3 separate regions of the Homo sapiens genome follow, and regions 2 and 3 are each linked to region 1. The links are chromatin loops, found by intact Hi-C in ENCODE. Cell type or tissue: endothelial cell of umbilical vein. All regions are shown on one strand.

Region 1 (8,000 bases):
TTCGAGCCAGTTTCAGGTTTTTTGAAAAAAGGTGATGGGTAAAAGTAAGTAGGCTTCCAGAAATGTGCTCCATGGCCTTAAGAAGCTAATGGCTGCAGAGAGAGAACTGACCTTCTCAATAAGAGTTGAATATTAACACACTCAGAAAAAGAAACTGATTTATTCATAAGATCCCAAGGACCCTGTGTTACAGTCCCTATGAATCATGAGTAATCTTGTATTCTGGGAGAGCATGAAGACTTAGAGATTACTCACCCTACTATACATGGTCCTTATTCAACGAAATTAAAAGTATTTTTCTTGTGATCATTATAACTGAGCTAATTTTATAAGACATCTAGTGCTAAAGGAATAATAAAACAGAAACAATAAAACTTGAGAATTTTAAGAATCTTATTTTTTTAAAGTGTTCTAAATGCTTTGAGTCTGCCCAATTAAAAGTCCTAGCTTGATTGAGACTCTTGCCATAATTGAATCATGAGGCAGGTTGCTGGGATATTGACACTGGGAACAGCTACTCTTCATAGCTTCTAGAAGCCTCACTGCCAGTTCCTGAACTGAGCAGCTGATAATGCGGCCACCACAAAGGCAGAGGCTGTGTGAGGGAGCTCTAAGGAGCTGGCAGTAGGGTCAGACAGAGCAACATTTGAATCCTGAGTTACCTATTAGCTGTGTGACTTTGGTGGGTTCCTAGACCTCTCTGAACCTCAGTTTTAACATTCACAAAATGGGGATGATAGTACCTGCCACATGTGTTTGGGACCTAGCAGTGTTAGCCCAGAGTAAGTAAGTGGCCTGAGATAGTGTTACTGGCAGTCTCTGGTCCTCTCTGCCTTTCCATCTGCAAAGGAAGGAGAGAGAGTCCAAAGACCTAAAGTGAGGGCTAGAGCAAATTACAGAAGTCCTAAAACTAACTTCACTAGGAATTTGAGGGCGTTGTCCAAGGAAATATAGACCATGATGGAAACACTGCCCAGCATGCAAATAAACAACAATCAGCGCACCCTTCATGTAGCTGCCTTTGTTCCAATCAGCAAATGACAAGCACCCAGGCTTGTCTCTGGGATTTTGGGAAGACAAGAGCAAATCCATTGTGCATGAATGTGCATTCTTGTGCTCACTTCTGGACAGGGTTATGAATGTGCTTTCAGCAGTGCATTTGTCAGAAAGCTTGATGGGCTTTTGTGTGACCCCAAGGGAGGGGAAGGTGAGATTACAAATCTAGGTAGTTCTTTATCCATCTAGATGAGAGGAAGGAAAAGACAAATCCCAGACCCACATACACTGTTCTCCACACTCTCCTCTTTGCTATCCGGCTATAGCTTGAACTTATTTGGGGAAGGGAACGGCAAGACCAGAATACTGGGAACTCTCTGTGTCTGTAGTAATAGTCTGGGAGTAGAGAGTAACAATCTCAACCCTAAGTCTTATCTCTTGATCTCTGTGCTCTCTGCAGCCATTACAATGAAAGTCTCCAATCTCCCAGTTTCTGCTCTTAGGAGAAAAGACAACTTTGGTGTTTGAACAACTCCCAGGATCCCTGACTTCTCTTTGTTTTTGATACCCATAGTTTTCTTGCTTTCATGCTGCTTCATAAGGTTTTTTTGTTTTGTTTTTTAAATTATCCAGAATTTTAGTTGACTTTATTAAGAGGTTTGTTAAAAGTGTTCAAAATGAGCACTGAATTTGCATTAATTTGTATGTGTGATCTGTATTAATTTATATGGTTTCCAAATTAAATACACTCATCTTGATGCAAATATTTAGACATCTTGAAGAATGCAACCCTTGAGCGGAATCCAGCTACTACTGACTCACAAAGCACCTGTCCCCTGTTTCCCAGCTGTCCCATGTCGTGTGTGTTACTGACCTCCTTCATTTGGCATCTTTTCTCAGACTTGAAAAGAATGAGGTTATTTTCATACTTCTTTCCACAGGGAATCAGCTACAAATACATAATGCGAGTTGTCTGGAAAAGTTATAAGAAAGCAACTCTCTAATCAGATGACCTCTGAATGACTCAAAACGTCATGAATTAATGCAATAGAATGGTGAAAATCAAAAGTGAAACAGAGCTTAGGAATGTTGCATCCTCTTTTGGTCCTCTTGAACAATGCTTACCTTTTGGGCCACTCAACTTTTCCACGTGTTAAGTATTACGATCACATGTATCGGTAAGATTGTGAAGCACCACTCTTAGTTCCTTGTGCAAATGCTAATTCTACAGCCTTATGGCCAGACTTTCTAATAGAGTTGCTGAACACTTATTGTTTTTTCAATATCTCATCAGCCCTAAATCTAGATGGGCTTAATTTTCTAGAAATTTATTATATTACAACTGCCTCTCGCATAACCCAGAATTTATTGAACATAATGTTTAAGAACACAGACTTGGACCCCAGACCTATATTGAAATGAAGACCTATCATTTAAAAGCTGTGTCATCTTGAATGAAACATGCTTTCCTTATATGTAAAATGGAAATAGTTATGGTACAACTCATCAGATTTTGAGGTTAACAGGGTAATGCCCATAAAATGCTTAGCTCATGACCTATACATACTATGTGTTCAATAGATGAAGAATGTTTCTATTATGAATCATTTTTTGTTTCTATGATATTGCCATGACAATGCATAAAATGTTTGTTAATGTTTTTATCCTGACTACTCTTTACCATCCCTGATAACAGAGTAATGTTTGTGTTTCTTGTGGGATTTAGAGCTGTTTGAGAAATTAGGATGGCAGCTTCAGGTGGGCAGAGAATTTTGTCAGCTTTGTTCTCTTCTACAATTCGGATCCCACTGCAGTGCCTTATATAGAGCAGATAATAACTATATCTACTGAATTAATGAATGAATGAATTATATGAGGTCAAAAATATAAATGGACTATGACATTAGACATAAAATAATAGAAAATCAAGGATGATAGTCTTACTTCATGTGATCAAACTCCATTTCAAAAATAAATGTATCATATTTTGGGAATTTTTATAACAAAATATTAATTTAATCTAACAATTATAACTTTTACAATTTAAAGCACCAAGTGCATACAATGTTTAAATAAAATATTTTATTGTAACAATCAATATTCATTCAGTTCTTGTTAGAATTATGCTTTGCAATGTTCATTGTTAAGAAATTTCTAAAGTGTGGTTTTGATGCTGATCTATGTAATAGCAAACATTTATGATATCCTGAAATAGACAAATGATTGTGAACGGAAGCTTTTTGATATTCTGACAATATGAAATGTTAGTTCCAGATTGAGACAGCAGGGACGCATTTTACAATTTGATTTCTACTTATGTTTCTGTATTTTTTGTGCCATGTAGAGGTAAGTTTTGCAGGACTAAAAATTGTCAGTTTCTATTACAAACTAGATTCATTATTGGTAAAAGTCTTCAATCATAAAATCTGACATCATTTAAACTTTTAAAGCTAGGGCAGGAAGCATCATGACATGAGTCAGTTACAGTTAGATAAGCAATCATCCTATGGGGAATATTCTTATACGAGCAAAAAATAGCCATAAAATGACATAATGGGCCATAGATGCATCTCATTTCCTCTCTGTGTGGTGAACCACCAACGGAAGTCTTTAATACAATGAAAAATAGAATTTTGTTTTTAATTCATGAAAACAGTAAGTGATAGAGCTTAAGCATGAGAATACACACTGGAAAATCTTGATTTACTTTTTCCATAATCCAACTGTGAAGGGCTGAAAAATTGAAAGACATTCTAGAGAGTTTTTAAACATTGTGAAAATAAGACTGAGAAGAGAGAGTGTTTACTGAGCATGCATTGCATGTCAGGCAGCACAGCCTGGCACCTGCCTACTTCTTACCCACCTACTCTGCCTGGGATCCAAATATCTGCCAGGAAATTTATTGTAACAGCCTGAGGGCGGGGACCTAGTTTTATTGTGCATTGTACTCCCACATGCAGCCTAGTACATAATTTGTAAAAACACTCTTGTACTAAATATTTGCATATCTCTAGAACGTTAGCTTCTGATTGAGACAGCAAAGACACTGCCACTGCCAGAGTTCCTCCAAGTTCATTGAACAAAAAGAAGGAATAAGATTGTCTGAGGATATGGTCACCTTTGCTTTTTAGTAGAAAATGAGGCAAGTAAGGATGTGAACAAACTTTCATAAATTACTTCTTGCCTTCTTGTGAAACATGAAATAAGTGCATGAGAATAATGATTAGAGGAAAACGTCTTATTGAGCTGTTTCATCATCTGCAAATCACAGTAGCTAACATTTATTAAGAGCTTACTTATTTAACAAGCATTGTCAGTGGTTTAACAAGAATTAACTCATTTAATCCTCAAGATAACCTTATGAGAAAGGTCCATTATTATTCCTATTTTACATACCAGGAAATGAAGGCACAGAGACTTGCCATGGTTTTCCCACAGCTAGGAAATTAGGAAGAGGTTGAGCCTGGTTTCATTCCACAGCAGTCTCTGACTCCAGCCAAATTGCTCAGCAATTCCTACATGGTACTAGCTTTTTGTTTAGCCACTGATATTAACTTGTTCATCTTTCTCCCACAAATAAACTGAATCTGGATTTTTTTTTTTTTTTTTTTTTGCTGCTTTTAGTTTAGTTCTAATGCTTAGAACATTAACAGCTATTTAGAATGTAGAATGTAGATGTTGATTACCTCTGTAATCTGTAACTCAATTATCACTTTGCCATTGCAAACCCTGGTCCATGCCTCCTTCTATTCTAAGCGCTGAATATCTACATTATTTTTGCCGCCTTCCCTAAAAGAGTCTGGACTGAATTTTTAAGGCGTGCTTACAACATAAGTACACATAAAGAAATGACTGTCACATGAGCTATATTGTGCCATATGGCGGTTGCATCTTTTCCCATTGCATTTGTGCCCTCCAGGCTTTCTGTATTTTCTATCAGTGGTTTCTGGTTTGCTCCCCTGGGTGTCTTGCTTAGCACTAGTGCCTACTAAATCAAACTTGCTTTTGACAGACAATTTGTATAATTTATTGGGATGTAGGGGACTCAAAAATGTTTTTGTATCTCCAGTGACTTGGTGTAAACTGGATGGTGATAGTCCAGAAAATTATCCTCCCAGCCCCACAGAAATCACTGTGTGACTCCCGCCATGATTAACTTGGAGGCAGATTAAATGTTGTGTTTGACTTTCAATGCAGTTTGCTGTCAACTCATTCTGAAATAATTATAATGAACCTTCAGATTGGACATGTATTCTATTCAGTGGGTGGCAGATCTGTTTCTAAACATATTTCTTCATGGAGCAGATTCCTAGTGGGGTTTATATTTCTTAACTATTCTTTATAGTAAACATCGCCCCACAACAGTTGCATTTGCATGTCAATAGCAAAGGTTCTGTGTGTGCGTGCATGTGTGTGTGTATGAGAATGGGTAGAACACAAGCGTATATATCTACTTTTATTTTTGTTTTCATTGTATCATCTGAGATTCATTCATCTCAAAATAAAAAAGGATCAAGGAGGCAGAGCAATATATAATGAAGACACTAAATGATTTAGTCGATTTCAGAGAAAATGGTTATCTAATGTATTTACAAGAATAAAACACATAGTAATTTTGTTTTAATTACCTGGATAATTGCAATTCCTCTTGTTATAATTCCAAGTCCAGGAAAAGAGTGTGACTTTGGGACATACGGGTGCAGATATGTTGTCACTGATTGCTGACTAGTATATACTAAATTAACAAAGTCAACATTGTAACTTACCATACCCTTTAGGTATTAAAATGCTTGATTTGAGTCTTTCCTTCTGGTTACTTTTTCCAAAAGTTTGGAAGGCATAGATGCCCATATTTTATCTAATCACTTCAAAATCACCAACATAAGCAGTTGTATTGCAGTTCTGTGAAAGATTTTGAACAATAATAAAATCTAGGGCAATCATGATTTTTAGGAAATCATTTTTATGGATATCTTCTCTGCTGCCAGAACTTCAGAAATATTCCATAGAGTGAAAGCCTAATAGTGCTTCTGGTTACCATCAGGCCTTTGGAATTTCAATAGAAACGAAAGACAGTCTGTGTAAAAACTTCTTAAGATTTTATGAGCCTGTTTAACTTCCCACAATTTGTTTCCTCAGAAGGTGTGTTTATTATTTCCTATCTGATTTCCCTCAGAATGGAGCAGTAAATTCTGAAAATGAGAAGGGTCCATGATATTTATCCCCAGGTCTCTCCTCTCAGTCCCAGATGCATAAACACAGCTGCCCATGTGGCATGTCTACTTGGGTGACACTCAGGGACCTCAGTGCCCACACACCAAAATGGGTCTCTTGATTCCTTGCCCTCACCTCCTCCCCTAGGCTTTCCCAGCTGAGAAAAAGGCACTGATACCCACACAGTTGCCAAGCCAGAAAGTTTATTTAAACATTTTTGTTCCAGTATTGTATAGCCCACAGAGCAAAAAGAGCATAAAGCACATGCATCTGATGTGTACAGTTCAACCAACTTCTACTTATGAATACACCGTGTAACCACCTGGATCATTTCCAAGATGCCAGAAGGTTCTCTTGTGACCCTCTGGGAGTCATTGATTTCTTGTTTTTCACTCTTGCTATTCTTCCATAATTTATCCCGAGCCTTTTCATTTTTCTTCATTTTTTCTGCTTTCACCATGATTATCTTTCACCTGGACGACTCCAGTAATGATCTCCCCGCTTCTACTTTCACCAATTCATTATCTCTACAGAGTCATCTTTTAAAAACTACAACACTGATCATTTCATCCCCTTCATCCTTAATCTCACCTTTACACTTAAAATAAGAGGGCAATGGAATGCATTATTAGGGCTTACAATGAACGCCTTTAAGAAATGGTCCCTGGCTGCCCTCCAATCTCATCTCCTCCGCTCTCTGCATCACTGCTTCCAGGTGTCTGAGTTTGTTGTTGGCTGGTTTTGGTTGTTGTTGCTGCTGCTTCTTTGAGCTCCTGTAAAATGCCCTTAAGGCCTTTTGCACACAGTGTTTCTTTGATATGAATGTTTTTCATCTTCTTTTTCTCTCCTCCCACCCCACTTCCATCCCACACTCGTGCCCATACTTACATATTGTCTTCACTTGGCTAGTTCTTTCTCATTCTTCTTTCTCAGTGTAAACATCACCTCTCCATAAAGTGTTTTCTTGCCCCTAACCTAAAAGACAGTTTTCAATGACTCTCAGAAAGTCATGTCGCTTTTCTTTATAGCACTGAGCACAGTTTGCAATTTTTATATTTAAGCGTTGCTTCTAGTTGTGTATCACCTAACCTCTGCTAACTGAGGTCCTTAGGGAGGAACCAAAGATGTTATTTGAATCCTGTGTCCTTAACAACTAGCACTGCACCCAGTATACAAGAAGTACTTAGTAAATAATTACTGAATGAAATAAATAAGTGAATGGCTGTGTGCTTGTCTCTGAGAACCGTGCGAACAGGAAAAACTGAGCAGAAACAGAGGATGATGTAGACAGTGCTTTTGAGAAAAGGTTTGCCATGAGAAACATTTTTTTTTCTCTCAACTGCATGTATTTCAGAAATGGACCCTGGAAGATGTCCATTTTCCTGAGCCCAGCATTACTCTGAGACAAGCATGTCCTCCTAGGATATCCCCGGAGAAGAATTCAGCAGTTATAAGTCAGTTTCTCTCATGGTTAACTCATGTGTCCATTCATCACCGCAGTCCATCTCATTCCATTGGGTTGGGGCACCACCTGGGGCAAGATGTTTGCAGACAACTCACTGGTTTGTTTCTGTAATTCCTATAGACTTGGCAGATGACCTGATTCCTGGAACATGGTGCAAGCTGAAAGCAGGGGATGGGGTGGAGTGAGGAGGCTTAAAAGAGAGATGGTAGGAAATCTTTTGGGGCAAGAATATAAGGTTGTATTCTATGTGAGTAGTGAATTTTTAATTTTGTTTTTTTCCATTGCAGTTCACTTCAGATCATCTCAAGCCATAGTAAAATGTTAA
Region 2 (8,000 bases), 480 kb before region 1:
TCAACTTAAATGTTGTTCTTGAAAAATCTTTCCATGCTACTAACATTCTTTTTTAAGACCTCAAAAATGTCCTAAAAATAGATGTTTGTCAGACACATGGGCACTTCAGTTTATTTTCTTACTCAAATGCAACATTTTTTCTTTTTCAGGGCATATAAGATAAACTAACCCATCAGGAAGAGATACTATAACAATTAATGTTTTTCTAGTTTAATTCTTGTTTTTACCTAGGCCTGAGCATCCCACCAAGCCTTCTGATGTTTGGCCTGTGTACTTAATTTCCAAACCACCAGAATCACATTAAAATTCCTAAGCATTTGTGATTGGATGACTTGATTGACTAGCAGAATGTAACTGGGCAAGAAACTGAGTTGGAAGTTGATTTTGTTTTCTTTTCACACCAAACTCTCAGCTACTGGGCAGACAGATCATGCATCTTTCTTTACCCATTGTCCCAGAAGTTTTTTATGCCAACCATTCAGTTCCAGTCGCTCCAGTGCACTCCCAGAGGTACAAATGCCACCAGCTGAGAATGTCAGAAGAGGAAATCCAAGCCTGATTGTACTCTTGAGCTTTACAGAAAACATTTAGCAACTTGGAAAGACCTCAAGAAAATGTGTCCTAACCCTTCCACATTCCATCCACTGCTTTACCATGGTACAAATACATACACTGCAAAACCTTGCCCCTGCAAATACACACTGTAATCCACAAAACTGTGCCCTTGTGCACACACAGTCAGAAACAGAGAATTTCCTCTGCATAGGAATTCTGAAAACAAAGACCAGAGTCTGAGGTTTTCAGCACAAGGACTCCACCAGGATTAGCACAGATGCCTGGGAAAGAAAGGAGCTCAGTCTGGCAAAACACTCCCCACAAACTTAACTGAGCATCACTAGTGGAAGGAGAGGAATACACCCAAGACACACGAATGCCACAATGTCTCACTGGATATTTTCTAGTTCTAAAGATCAGGCTTTAGTTGAGTGATGCTGGTGCACACAGGCTTGCATTTTTTATGTTACCTGTTAGCGTTTCTTGGCTTTGTTCTAATCTTAGGCCTATGGCACAACTGAGGCCAGTTACCTAGAAAAAGTATCTGAAGAGGACTAGGTAAGAAGTGGGCATAGGTGAGCACTGGAAAAAGAAATTCAAACCCTTAAAATACTCTATTTCTTGAGCAATGTCTTTGTTATAAAGAAGGTCATGGTGGAAAAATGAGAATCACAATTTGTCTTAGTCTGTTTGTGCTGCTATAACAGAATACCACAGAGGAGAATTTACAAAAAAACAAAAACAAAGACAAAACAAAACAAAAAAAAACAGAGATATTTGTCTCATGGTTCTGGAGCCTGGGAAGTCCAAGACTGAAGGGTCACATCTGGTGAGGGTCTTCTTCCTGTGTCATAACATGACAGAACGCATCACACAGCCAACACACGAAACACAGAGGAAATCAAGCCAAGTTCATCCTTTTATCCTGAGCCCACCCCCGTGATAACTAACCCACTCTCATGATAAGGGCGCTAATGCTTTCAGAAAGTTGAAGCTCTCATGACCTAATCACCTCTTAAAGGTTCTGCCTCATAATACCATCACAATGGCAATTACATTTCAACATGAGTTTTGGAGGGGACATTCAAACTACTGCACACTTTGACCTGCTTTTTCTAGACTATTGAAGAATTGCCAAGCTGGTTTCAGCATTTTCAGTGGCATTTATGTATGTTGGAGATATACAACTCATCTAAAAATCATACGATAACATTTAGAAAAGTGCTTTGTAAGCTAGGAGGGTGATTTTCTTGTTATTTGTCTAAACTCCTCATTTCTAGAGTCCAGTCAAAACCGGGAGGTTGAGTGATTTGCCCTGAGTCACATGGTTTTCAGTCTCTTGGCTCTCAGTCCAGTCACCACAAAGCAGACAGCTCTAAAAAAAAGTACCCAGAGCAGATTTTCTTAGGGTAACTAACTTCACCAAATATATTATTATGCATATAATATCAGGAGTTACAAACTTTCTGGAAACCAACATCATTAACTCTAGTAAGTCATGGTTGGGAGTTCTTTGGAATGGTCCTTTTCCTGTGGATTGAATTATTCAGGCGGTTTTGGAACTCATAGAGCTATTAAGTAAATATATATAAAATCTGCCTTTTATGCCTAGTCAGCCTCTGCATGACTTTTCTTCTAAGACAAAAGGAACAATAGTAGTCACATGCTGGTGATGAATATATGACCCAGAGCATGAGGAAGCTTGTTAGTGTTTTCCTTTCTAGGACATTTAATTCACTGTGTGTCATTACATCCCCAGGCACTCTTGGCTATGCCAATGTTATGGTCATCTTGGTGCCTGGCTATCAGGTGTGGGGTGACAAGTATGGGGAGCAATGTCAGCTTGAGCAAAGAGGATGAGTCACAGAGAAACTAAAGCCCTGTGCTACTCCATAGTTTGTGTTGAGGAGAGTGATAATAGGGCAGCAGGGTATAATTTCTAATCAATGGCAGGCCTACTTTTTGGAGAAAACTTCTTTGATTTTGTAATATTTGAATAAGAATTAATTGAGGTGGGACATTTGGCCGCTAGTTTCACTGCTCCCTGGTATGAACCTGGTATGAATTGAATATGACCATATTTTTGACCTGTTATTTCTTGGTTTAATTCAATCAGTCATTCAGGACATAGGATTCTATTTCCCAGGGACTTGCACATGTTTTTAGTAAAGGGCCACATAAGTAAATATTTTGGGCTTTGTGGGCAAAATGTCCTCTGCTGGCAATACTCAACATTGCCATTGTAGTATGAAAATAGCCATGGACAATTTGCTGGAAAACAAAACAAAAAAAAAGGCAGGTGGGCATTGCTTTGTTTCAGTAAAACTTTATTTACAAAAACAGGAAGCTGGTTGGATTTGGTCCATGGGGGCATAGTTTGCTGACCTCTGTTTTCATAGTTCTGAAGTTTCTAAACTCACTCTAGAAAGTGAAGGCAGGTCTTAAGGGGCTCTGGGAAGCTTTCAGCTGGAAGAAAACCATGTCCAGATGGAATAAGAAGGCAGGGTTTCACATGAATTCTAGATGAATTCTAGCCATCTTTAGGAGTCTGGGTGGAAAAGATTTGGGAATTCTGATTAACATTAATTGTCTACTGAGGCTTCCCTAGAAAGATTGAAAATTCTCTGTGTGGGATAATTGGTTGAACTGATCCTCTCATCACATTCTATGCATTCTTTTCACTAAGGAGAGTAGAGATCAGTTGGAGGGAGTTTTCTCTATTACCTCCAACCCACTGCCATCTTGAAAAAACAGAACCTCACTTGTCATGGTTACAGACGCCAAAGAACATGTATTTTGAATTTATACCTCAGTGTGTGATAAATATGATTTTGGTCAGTGCAACGTAACTTGAAGACATAGAGACATATGGTTTGAGCTCGTGCTGTGTGTGTGTGTGTGTGTGTGTGTGTGTCTGTGTCTGTGTGTATAACATAAAACAATACCATCTGACTAAACAGTAGGCTTTGCGCCAGATGCCAATCTGACTGAGACAGGCACACAAGCGAACAAAGCTAACCTCAGCCTCCACTTCCTCTTCCCCCAAGAATCTATTAAAAGACTGAAAAGGGCTGTTTAGCATCAGAGAGTGGGACATGATGCTAAAGTGCACATTCTCCAGTGTCAGAAGCAGCAGCAGCTGCAGCCAAGTTTCAATGACAGTCACCCGCTCTGCTATGCCTCAGCACATCCCAGAACCCAGAGGAGGAAACTGTAGCCCTTCCCGGATGTGGGGATTGGAGCAGGAAGGGAAACAACACACATATTATAGAGCCATACAAGACAGCTGCAAGGAGGCGAAAACTGTGCTACTCTGATGGCAGAGGACAACTGCAGTCCATTGGTGGAAAACTTTTCACTTTTTCTCTCAAGTCAAACTTAGGAAAAATAAGTGAGGTGACAGAGAAGCAAGCAGTCTTTGATCCATGTTGTAGGAAAGGCAAAAGGCCCGGGGACTCTGAAGCTTGCTAGTTCTTCCAAATGTTTGCCTATAGTGAATTGTTTATCAAGTGAATAGTATTTTTTACATTAAATATAGAATCTTTCAAGCATAGAAGAATTACTAAAATAACAAACACCTGTGTATCCACTGTGCATATTTTTGATACTAAGACATCTGCCATATGTGTGTCATTTTTTAAAGAAAGATTTTTTTTTTTTTTTTTGATGGAATCTAGTTCTGTCGCCCAGGCTGGAGTGCGGTGGCACGATCTTGGCTGGCTGCAACCTCTGCCTCCTGGGTTCAAACGATTCTCCTGCCTCACCCTCCCAAGTAGCTGGGATTACAGGCATGCACCACCACACCCAGCTAATTTTGTATTTTTAGTAGAGACAAGGTTTCTCCATGTTGGTGAGGCTGGTCTCGAACTCCCAACCTCAGGTGATCCACACACCTCGGCCTCCCAAAGTGCTGGGATTACAGGCATAAGCCACTGTGCCCAGCCAAGAAAGAAAATTTTAAAGAAATAAAATGTTACAGATACAGTTGAAGCCCCCTATGTATCACTCTCTTCTCTCATTTCCTTCACTGTGTTTTTGGAGGTAACTCCAGTAATTTCTGAATTTTAATGCATGTTTTTCTTAAGCGTATTTTATGCTGTTTATATATATATTTATATATACATACATATATACACACATCCCACATACATACATGTTATATACATAATATAAAAAATAATATATAGACTTATTTTGCACATTTCCAACTTTTATAAAAATAGTGTTATGGTAACTTTTGGTACCTTTTGTTCTACAGAAGTTTTAACTTTCATTTAGTAAAATTTGGCCACATTTTCTTTTCATGATTTGTGCATTTTTGTCTTTTTAAAGACTCCTTCCCTATCTGTATTAGGCTGTTTCTGCATTGCTATAAAGCATTATGTAAGCCTGGGTAATTTATAAAGGAGAGGTATAATTGGCTCATGGTTCTGCAGGCTGTACAGGAAGCATGGCACAGCATCTGCTTAGCTTCTGGTGAGGCCTCAGGAAACTTTTATGGCAGAAAGTGAAGCAGGAGCAGGCATGTCACATGGTGAGAGGGAGCGAGAGTGAGGGGAGAGGTGCCACACACTTCAACAACCAGATCTCATGTGAAATTAGAGAGAGAACTCTAATTTGTGCGAAGACAGCACCAACCCCCATTCATGAGGGATCTGCCCCCATGACCAGGCATCTCCCACCAGGCCCTACCTCCAACACTGGGGATTACATTTCACCATGAGACTCAAAAGGAGCAAACGTCTAAATTGTATCACTCTCCTAAAGTCATATCGTATTTTCTTATAAATTTTTTTCTGTTCAAGTCTTCACATCACCTGGCATTGATTTCCTCAGATCCAAATTAGGGAGGCTTATTTTATTTTATAATGTCTATCTGTCCTATGACTGTTTATTAAATTGTCCTTCCTTTCCCCACTGACCTATAAAGCCACCTCCATAAACTTGCAATCCTTCCTTGTGTAGCATGTCCTCCTTTACTTGAGGAGAAGGGTCTGAGAGTATCATCCAGCACCTCACCGTGAGGCTCTCTGGTGGCCTAAGAAGGGGCTCCCATGCCGCCCAAGTCAGCAGCAGAGAGAAACTTGAACACTGGAGGGAATCTCTCCTTGTGCATTTACGACTTGTGATCAAACTCGGGAGATAACTTTTTGACTCAAGACCTTTTGATAATTATAAGGGAATTAGTCATGCCAGCCTCATACTCTATAGTCATGAGCTCCAGCCTTCATAAGATCAGAATGAATCACAGCCAAGGTACAGTCCATGCCCAGCAGTTCTTCACAGACTACAGCCAAGCATCAAATTTCATATATTCCAGGTTTAAGAAATGTGATTAGTTGACCTACAATAAACACACTTTACCACTTAGGGGTATTTTTCTCTGTTTCCTGTAAACTGTGATACATGTGCATTATAAACCTCATACATTATTAACAGAGTTTGTTTTCTTAAAAAAAATCTTGGCAGAATACTATTGGAATTAAACCAATTCAACTTTCTGGACTTTAAGATGGCACAGATCCAGACTGAGATTCAGAAATAAAAAAACAATAACAATCATCAGTTATTTTAATTAACAACCACCACCACAATAAATCAGTTATTTGAAGAAAATCTTCACAAATAGCCTTATGGTAGAGATTTCTGTTGATGGAAATAGTACGGAAATGCCAACAAATGAAAGGGGAAAATAATCTGACTTTTACTGAACATTTAGTAGGAATAAGTCACCACAGAAAGCCCTTTTACATATGCTGTGCCATTTAAAACTTACACAGCCCTCAAAAACGCTATTAAAATTCCCACTTTAAGGATGAGAAGCTGAAGTTTAAAAAACTTGATAAACCTGTCAAGGGTACAGAACTGGTAAGTGATAGGTCAGGGATTCAAACTCAGATCGAATTGGCCAGTGCTCATCCATTTTTTAACGTGGCTACTGGTTCTAGCACTTGGGTGTGTTGCTGTAAGAATAATCATTCTAAGGGCCACAGGAATCAAGGTTAAGCTCAGGACGGGAAGTGTTTGGCATCTCCAAGGCTGTCCCGAGTCTGCTTTGGAGTAGACCCAACCTATGGCTGACCCCAGAACCACTCAGCCTGTGAGAACCAAACAATCTTCACCTAGAACTGCAGCATCGCATCGTCAGATGATCTCGAAGCTGGGTCAATCGGATTCTATGTCACAAGCCTCATGTTACAAGTCTCCAAAATCCCTAAGACAAGATATTTATTGGGATACAGGATGTTTGGTAATCCCAATAAAGATAAAATGTTATGTTAGCAATTATTGCAGAATACCTCCTACAGGTATGAGTCAGCAACTCATGACCTTGCAATTACATTGATATTTCTGCTGTGAAACAAATGAATATTCATACTAAATAAAGAAAAACAAGGTAATACATAGGCCTGTCAGTTCAGAGAAGATTTTGCCTCTAAATGAGTTACAAATACTTTTGGATTTAGATTCTTGGGGATTTCAGAATTGTATATAAAGAATTGTGTATCTGTGTTGTTGTAAGTGTATGCTTCTGGGAAACTATAGTTTCTGTTTGGAGAGGAATAAAAGATTAAGGAGACATGAACTCTGAATACTACTTTGCTGTTGATAAAACTATTTTCATATGTTATTTCACCCTTAGAGTAACCATGTGAGAGACTTTTATTCTATGTTATTGAAGAAGCTGGTCAAACTCAGAGCTTGAGAAACTTGCAGAGGGTCAAAAAGCCAGGAAATAATAAGACTGCAAACATTTATATCCTTTGACATCTATAGGGAATCTGATACTAGGTCCTACTTCCAATTGAACCTCTTTCTACTGTAGAAACTTCCAAGCCACTAAACCTCACTAACGTTTGGCTTTCTTGTCTATAACCTGGGGATAATTATCTTTTCTGTCTAGTTCAAAAGATTTTAGTGGGAAACAGATTATATTGTACTAGAAAAGATATTATTATTATAATACACCTGCATTTGTTTGGCTTAGAGCCCACATGGGGCTTTGTCAGGACAGACAGCATTGTCTGTATTTCCTGGTGAGCTTGTCAAAACTCCTCGTAGGATGACCAGAAGGGGACCTGTCCTCTCCTGCCGAGCCTAAGCACACAGCCACAGCTGCAAAGCCCTCACTTTTTAAAAAAAACTTTCAGCTGATCTCTGAGCACATTCCATTCTCATGATGTGCAAATTTTAAAGGACATTTGCCTCCAAGCAAGTTGGAAGAAAAAAAATGGAACATCTTTTTCAGTCTTTGGACCTCAAAATACATAATTCAGGTAATAAAAATATCATATCACATGTTTTATTGTTTATTTCCATATAATACAGAGATGCATATTTGGAAGGAAGTTATCTTCCTTTTCATTGCAGTTTTTTCAGGACCTCACTAAGAAGCAGCAATGCCGAAATCTGCTTTATTGGAAAACTCTTGGAGAATGTGTCCG
Region 3 (8,000 bases), 340 kb after region 1:
ATGCTACACATGCAAATGTTTATTGATTACCTACTCCTTGACAACCAGTGTTAAATGGTTGTGACTTTTGTTTTAAAATTAAGAAGTGCCAGGAGAATCCAGAAATAAAGCTGCACACCTACAGTCATCTGATCTTTGACAGTCACCAAGAATAAGAATGGGAAAAAGACTCCCTATTCAATAAATAGTGCTGGGATACCTGGGTAGCCATATGCAGAATGAAACTGGACACCTATTTTCACCATATAAAAAAAATTAACTCAAGATGGATTAAAGATTTAAACGTAAGTCCTCAAACTATAAGAATCTTAGGAGAAAACCTAGGAAACACCATTTTGGACACTGGCGTTGGAAGTCCTCAAAAACAATTGCAACAAAAACAATAATTGACAAGTAGAATCCAATTAAACTAAAGCACTTCTGCAGGAGGAGGCTGGTGGGGGGGACTATTGGCCAGGCGCAGTGGCTCATGCCTGTAATCCCAGCACTTTGGGAGGCCAAGTCAGGTGGATCACCAGGTCAGGAGATCGAGAACACCCTGGCTAAATGGTGAAACCTTGTCTCTACTAAAAATACAAAAAAATTAGCCGGGCATTGTGGCGGGTGCCTGTAGTCCCAGCTACTAGGGAGGCTGAGGCAGGAGAATGGCCTGAACCCAGGAGGCAGAGCTTGCAGTAAGTGGAGATCTCACCACTGCACTCCAGCCTGGGTGACAGAGTGAGACTCTATCTCAAAAAAAAAAAAAAAAAAAAAAAAACACCTATCAACAGAGTGAACAGACAACCTACAGAATGGAAGAAAATATTTGCAAACTACACATCTGATGAAGGCCTAATATCTAGAATCTATAAGGAATGTAAGCAATTGGACAAGCAAGAAACAACCCCCTTAAAAAATTGGGCAAAAGACGTGACCAGATGCTTCTCAAAAGACATAAAAGAAGCTAACAACATGAAAAAATGCTCAACATCACTAATCATCAGAGAAATGCAAATCAAAACCACAACAAGATACCATCTCAAACCAATCAGAATGGGTTAGGATTAAAAAGTCAAAAAATTACAGATGCTGGTGAGGCAACAGAGAAAAGGGAATGCTTATATGTTGTTGGGAATGTAAATTAGTTTAGCCACTGTGAAAAGCAGTTTGGAAATTTCTCAAAGAAACTGAAACAGAACTATCATTCAGCACAGCAATTCATTACTGGGTATGTATCCAAAAGAAAACGTATCACTTTACCAAAAAGTGCACACGCACTCGTATGTTCATCACAGCACTATTCACAAAGACATAGAATCAACCTAAGTGCCCATCAATGGTGGATTAGATGAAGAAAATGTGCTACATATACACTGTGGAATATTACACAGCCATAAAAAAGAATAAAATAATGTCCTTAGCAGCAACATGGATGCAGCTGGAGGCCTTTATCCTAAGCGAATTCATGCAGGAACAGAAAACCAAATATCACATACTCTCACTACTAATAGGGAGCTAAACACTGGGTACTAATGGACATAAAGATGACAACAATAGAAACTGGGGACTATTAGGGGTGAAAGAGACATGGGGGAAAGGGTTGAAAAACTCACTATTGGTTACTAAGCTCAGTACCTGGGTGATGGGATCATTTGTACCCCAAAACTCCATATCATGCAATATGCCCATGTAACAAATTTGCATGACAAAAAAATATAGATAACTATGCTAGAAGATAGGCATTATTATCTACATTTTACAAAGGAAACAACTAAGACTCATTAAGACCAGGTAATGAAGTTTAGAAGCAAGTGACGGGTAGAATCTCCAAATATCATATTCTTTCCACTTTATCACTTCTTTCTGAAAACCATGTATTCTGCTAAAGGGCTCCTCCCTACATCCTATTATTTTCTATGATTCAAAGATAGTTATAAACAGCAGGCACCAGCAGATATTTCCAATGAACACTGTAACAATCAAATCGGTCTTTTGGTAGTGGGACTAACGTTCAAGGTTTGATTTGCGGAATCCAAATGGTAGAATGAAAAAACTGGAAGACATTCAGTTATTTTATTTACTTCTATTATTTATAGATTGGTCACAAGCAGGATGGGAGACAAATGTTTAAATGATTAGTGTAAAGCTGTAAGAAAAAAACAAAGCACGTGCCTCAGAGAGCAACTGTATCTTTAGAGAAGACTCACATTAGATAAATGAGCATTTCTCCCCACCTTAAAATTAAAAATACTGTTGTCAAACATCTTTTCCTCCTTTCCTAAATGGTTACTTGTTTCAAGCTCCTTTTTATGCATATCCCAGCTCTTCCCTACAAAAAGCTCCACAAATAAACAAAAGACACTGTAGAGGCTCCATCTCCAAACAAGCTCCTAGCAGGAATTTCAAACTGCTCTGTTGTTTGTTTCCCTTTGCTTCCCTGCTGCAAGCAGACAGCAGACAGTCGGCCCAGCTTTGCCTGCAGCAGAAGTGATTGAACAAAGAAATCCCAGGGTCCAAACTGTTCAAAAGACCTTCTGCAAACACTTTAGGGCCAGTGAATTTTCAAAACCTGTGCCTTTTGCTTTAAAATTAAGAAGGGTCAGGATGAACACCCAACTGGATGCTGGAGGGTTGAGGGAATGTTCAATGACTGAAGACAGAGGAGGATTCCTGCAGCCTCTTGAGAGGGTCTGAAATGCAGGTGGGGGTGCGGAGGTCAGCCATGAGGAACATTTGTGAATAGAAAGAAAAAATATGGTATTTCTTTGTCATACACATAGTCCCCTCTTTCAGATTTCTATTCCACAGGTAACTAACCTAATTCAACATTTATCACCGATGGCTGAAACCCAGCTTCCTCTCTGATCAGTTTAGTCTATAGGGTAAATGCTGCTTAAAAATCATCAAGGTGACAGAAGAACTGTGCCTAATTAACACTCTCCTAATACTCCAGCAAATAACAAGCCTGCTGTGGGGGAAAAAATGCATTCACACTTCCTTATCAAATTAGGGCCAAAAAATGCTCCTAATTAGCTAAAATCAATTAATGTGACAGCAAAATGAATGTATTTATACTGTCAGCGAAAGGTATAGCCAGAGAAGTGGGAAATATATAAAGAAGCTGCTGGAGTTTCTTAAAGCAGTTATGAAGGGGCTGATGCTTTGAGAATTTTATCAATGACACCCAGAATCTGAGGGAGATTTACCTTGGAGGCAGCCTCTGTCCTGTATTTGCGGACACCCTGGGATGTTGTAGCACTTGGATGATTCTCATTGTGGTTATTCATTAAAACATGTAGTTAGTTTATCAACAGTCATCATGTAGAGCTAGGTGCTTATTTGCAAACACACGTATAAATGCATTTATACACAAATAAAATAGGTGCCTTAGACTACTACGAGTAGGCTGTTTATGAGTTACATTAGTTATATTTTCTATAAAGTTGTCATGGCTAGTCACTATTTAGCAAACTTTTTTGCTAGGATTATACTCAGTTCAAAATGTGTTGAAGAAAAGTTGTACTTGCTAAATAACTCAGGCTGGGGGTCTTGGCATTACCTCATTTTGATTCTTCTCCACTTCTGGTCTTTTGATTCCAATGCTGAACACATTAGTTAGCTTGAGAGAACTTGTTATTAACAATACAATAAATTGTTCACAAAAATGCTCATATTATGATATGGGGTTAAATGTGATCTAAAATAGGCTTTTTAGAAAGCCTAACAAAAATTCTCATATTATGATATTGGGTTAAATGTGATCTAAGATAACAATCATATTTACCATGACTTATTTCCATTCTGGACCAAGTATTTTTTTAACGGATATTTGGGCAGGTTTTACCACAAAGGTTAGCACCTCCCTTAATTATAGCTGATTCTCACTGAAATCATCATCAAAGATTTCATTTGCGCTCTACAGAGTCAGTGGACACGATGGATGTCAGCTCTCCCCCGTGTGTGGATGGTGTTAGCATCTTGGTATGTTTGTTTACTTAATGAAGTGTCTGGAGGCCTCTACTGGTGTTTAGGAAAATATCAACTGAGACAGAACAATAATTGTAGGAAGATTCTAAGCAGGCAAACCTCCTTTACATGTGAACTTATTCCAAAATCTCAGTTCTCCATTCCTTATCACTCTTTCATTACTGTAAACATTGGTAAGCTGATTATTATCTCCCAGTGTCACCTTTTCTAAGTATGCTGTACAACCACAGGATACCCTGTTTTCTCTGCTGTGGCAAATGCCATCCAGTCCTGCCCATGATAGCTGCACTAAATTATCAGCCTGAAGATTATTTTTTCACCCTCTGTCAGTTTATATCACGTCTGAACTTCCCATTCTCTAGGGATTAGGGCAGCTTTTCCATCAAACCAGCTGTTTGCTTTCTTTTTTTTTTTTTTTCTAATAATGGCAAAACAGCTTTCTTATGAATTAACAGTGTCCATATCAGATGGGAAAAACATAGGTTTCCGTTTCATATCTGTTGTATTTGCAGTCTGGTACAACCGACAATCATAAAACACAGTGAGATGCTGCCGAGAGGAGAGATGGGTGGGAGACAATAAAATCTGGAGCAAAAAGACATAAACTTGATTATAAAATTATTTCCAAAGCATACAAGAAGGGAAAAGGTGATTACCATTAATTGTGACCTTCCAATGCATCATACTTTTAGTAACTTTTCTCAAATATCAATAATATAAGTCATTTATTTCAATAATCAACTGTTCAATAAAATTTATTATAATGTTTACAATAGATAACTCTAGTATTCCTCCACCACTGGAAGAAGATGGCAAAGAAAAGAGAACTATAGAGTTAAGTAACACACCCAGCAAGCTAAATTAATATATACTCATCAATGTATTCCAAAATTCAATACAAGCACACTCTTGAAACACAAGCAAGGGAGATAATTCCTGTTGATTGAATTGTGACATGTCTCAGGTCTACTTCCCTAATAGCAGGTCCTGAGGCTAGGATTCTTAGGCTGGTTTTTGTTTGTTTGTTTTTAAGAAAATGCTCTTGGGGGGACCAGTGGGAGTTAAAGAAGTAAGATGTAAAAGAGAAGCTAAGCAGGAAATTGATTTCTGGTGCACCTAGCCTCAGCCTGTTTCTGTAATTGTACCAGGCTGCTATCTCCCTCCTGGAGGCAAGGCAGTAGGTATTTACCAGTCAAGAAACAACTCTGGCATAGCCCTCAGCCTCCTTTGAATTAGATGGCTCCAGTTGTCCAAAGGATTTCATGTGAGGTATTAGCAGAAGCAACAACAGCAGCCTTCAAAGGAATCCCCAGGTTCTGAGAGAGACGTCAAAAGAGTACACTAAACCATAAGATTCTTTTATGGCGTTTATTAAGAACCAGTGTTCAATCTATATCAAACAAATTTTGTGACTGCCTGGTAAATTTAAAGGCTAATGAGAACCTTTAGGCCCTTTGAGACATGTGTAGATATAAAAGGTTGTAACTTTCTTGACTATCTTGCCTATCCTATCTACGATCCCATTTTTCTACAAGATTCTGAGTAAAAAAAAAAAAAATCAATTGTCTAATGATTTTAAAATGACAGTACAGTTTTCTTTCAATAAAGAAGATAGGCTGGGTGCAGTGGCTCACATCTGTAATCCCAGTATTTTGGAAGGCCAAGGCACGTGTATCACTTGAGGCCAGGAGTTCGAGACCAGCCTGGCCAACATGGCAAAACCCTGTCTCCACTAAAAATACAAAAAAAAAAAAAATAGCCATGCATGTGGTGGTGCATGCCTGTAATCCCAGCTACTCGGAAGGCTGAGGCATGAGAATTGCTTGAGCCTGGGAGGTAGAGATTCCAGTGAGCAGAGATCATGCCATTGCACTCCAGCCTGGGCGACAGAGCAAGACTCTGTCTCAAAAATAAATAAATAAATAAATAAATAACACGAAAGCTTTAAGTATAAGAAATACAAAACTACCTATTAATGTGAGTCATGCAGCTATACTTTTTGGCAAGAGATTTTTAAAGTTATAAATGATATTTGGGGGTAGCTTTTACTATTTTGCAAGGGTTTCAGACTATTCTAATTCCATTTTAATTTTACTACCTATTCATGTAAAAAATATAGTATGGGTTATTTATGAAATTTTAAAGCTCATGGAATTTTAATTGGGTAGAAAAGGAAGCTGAGATTTCACTTACATCTGTCAAGTTCTGCTAAGGAGATCTGCCATAACTCATGCAAGTAGCAAAATGGCACTCACTCATTTTATAGTCAATTATGCATCTGCCATAAGTGAACATTTGTTATGTCAGGTAATGTCAGAAAGGATTTCTGAACATGTCTTCACAGTCTCTTAAACGTTAGAGCATGATCCCCACCTCAACTAAACATTCTTCTAAATGGGCACTAGACCATCCTGACTGTTGCTCAAGAAAAGATCATGGGCTATAGAATCAAGTACAGCTGGGATTTCAGATATGCTCTGCTGTCTATGAGCTGTGTGATCTTGGATCTGTCACTTTCTTCTCTCTTAGGATGAGCTATATCCTCTGTTTTATAGAAAGCCTAGATAATATTATCTACCATCCAGAGTTACTGTGAATATTAAAGAAGATAAATATTTTATAAAGATAGTACATATAACAACTCATATTCTCAAATACCCTGAAAAGACAGAAAATACATTTTCTAAAGATTTAAAAATTATTTCAAAACAGAGTTTAATGAGTAAGCCCAAACTTTGGAGTTACTCTCAAAAAGCAGAAAGCAGGGGCAGTTCCAAGATGGCTGAATAGGAACAGCTACAGGCTACAGCTCCCAGCGTGAGTGATGCAGAAGATGGGTGATTTCTGCATTTCCAACTGAGGTACCAGGTTCATCTCACTGGGGCTTGTCAGACAGTGGGTGCAAGACAGTGGGTGCAGCGCATCGAGCATGAGCCAAAGCAGGGTGAGGCATGGCGTCACCCGGGAAGCACAAGGGGTCAGGGAATTCCCTTTCATAGCCAAGCAAAGCTGTGACAGACAGCACCTGGAAAATCAGGTAACTCCCACCCTAATAATGTGCTTTTCCAAAGGTCTTAACAAACGGCACACCAGGAGATTATATCCCGCACATGGCTTGGAGGGTCCCACGCCCACGGAGCCTTGCTCATTGCTAGCACAGCAGTCTGACATCAAACTGCAAGGTGGCAGCAAGGCTGGGGGAGAGGCACCTGCCATTGCTGAGGCTTGAGTAGGTAAACAAAGCAGCCGGGAAGTTTGAACTGGGTGGAGCCCACCACAGCTCAAGGAGGCCTGCCTGCCTCTGTAGACTCCACCTCAGGGGGCAGGGCATAGCTGAACAGAAGGCAGCAGAAACCTCTGCAGACTTAAATGTCCCTGTCTGACAGCTTTGAAGAGAGTAGTGGTTCTCCCAGCATGGAGTTTGAGATTTGAGAACAGACAGACTGCCTCCTCAAGTGGGTCCCTGACCTCTGAGTAGCCTAACTGGGAGGCACCCCCAAGCAGGGGCAGACTGATGCCTCACACGGCCGGGTACCGCTCTGAGATGAAACCTCCAGAGGAATGATCAGACAGCAACATTTGCTGTTCAGCAATATTCTCTGTTCTGCAGCCTCCGCTGCTGATACCCAGGCAAACAGGGTCTGGAGTGGACCTCCAGCAAAATCCAACAGACCTGCAGCTGAGGGTCCTGACTGTTAAAAGGAAAACTAACAAACAGAAAGGACATCCACACCAAAACTCCATCTGTACGTCACCATCATCAAAGACCAAAGGTAGATAAAACCACAAAGATGGGGAAAAAACAGAAAAACTGAAAATTCTTAAAATCAGAGCACCTCTTCTCCTCCAAAGGAACACAGCTCCTCACCAGCAATGGAACAAAGCTGGACAGAGAATGACTTTGATGAGTTGAGACAAGAAGTCTGCAGACGATCAAACTTCTCCGAGCTAAAGGAGGAAGTTTGAACCCATTGCAAAGAAGTTAAAAACCTTGAAAAAAAGATTAAACGAATGGCTAACTAGAATAACCAATG

What was found. Peaks named below come from ENCODE experiments on the same cell type or tissue, not always from the same donor. Only the 100,000 strongest peaks of a DNase experiment are listed, where the experiment ranks them.
Region 2: a loop joins it to region 1, with 3 times the contacts of the local background. A loop is called at or near these places in 2 of 110 quality-filtered maps.
Region 3: it touches region 1 in a loop (10-fold over the local background); 2 of 110 quality-filtered maps call a loop at or near these places.

What each region holds. Positions count from the first base shown.
Region 1 is chr2:150,137,307-150,145,306 of GRCh38, reverse strand. No RefSeq gene overlaps it. Among named protein-coding and RNA genes, the nearest start is that of LINC01818, 28 kb to the left of the region's middle. In endothelial cell of umbilical vein, no CTCF peak of the experiment used is centred here; DNase peaks (open chromatin) are centred at 1,976, 2,556 and 3,566; H3K27ac peaks cover 4,919 bases.
Region 2 is chr2:150,619,821-150,627,820 of GRCh38, reverse strand. No RefSeq gene overlaps it. Among named protein-coding and RNA genes, the nearest start is that of LINC02612, 5.1 kb to the left of the region's middle. RefSeq lists an enhancer at 6,370-7,569. In endothelial cell of umbilical vein, no CTCF peak of the experiment used is centred here; DNase peaks (open chromatin) are centred at 3,550, 5,870, 7,220 and 7,680; H3K27ac peaks cover 3,784 bases.
Region 3 is chr2:149,795,484-149,803,483 of GRCh38, reverse strand. All of the region lies in intron 2 of MMADHC-DT (MMADHC divergent transcript), which reads right to left. All of the region lies in intron 3 of LINC01931 (long intergenic non-protein coding RNA 1931), which reads left to right. Among named protein-coding and RNA genes, the nearest start is that of LINC01931, 60 kb to the left of the region's middle. In endothelial cell of umbilical vein, a CTCF peak has its summit at 3,972; a DNase peak (open chromatin) is centred at 3,973.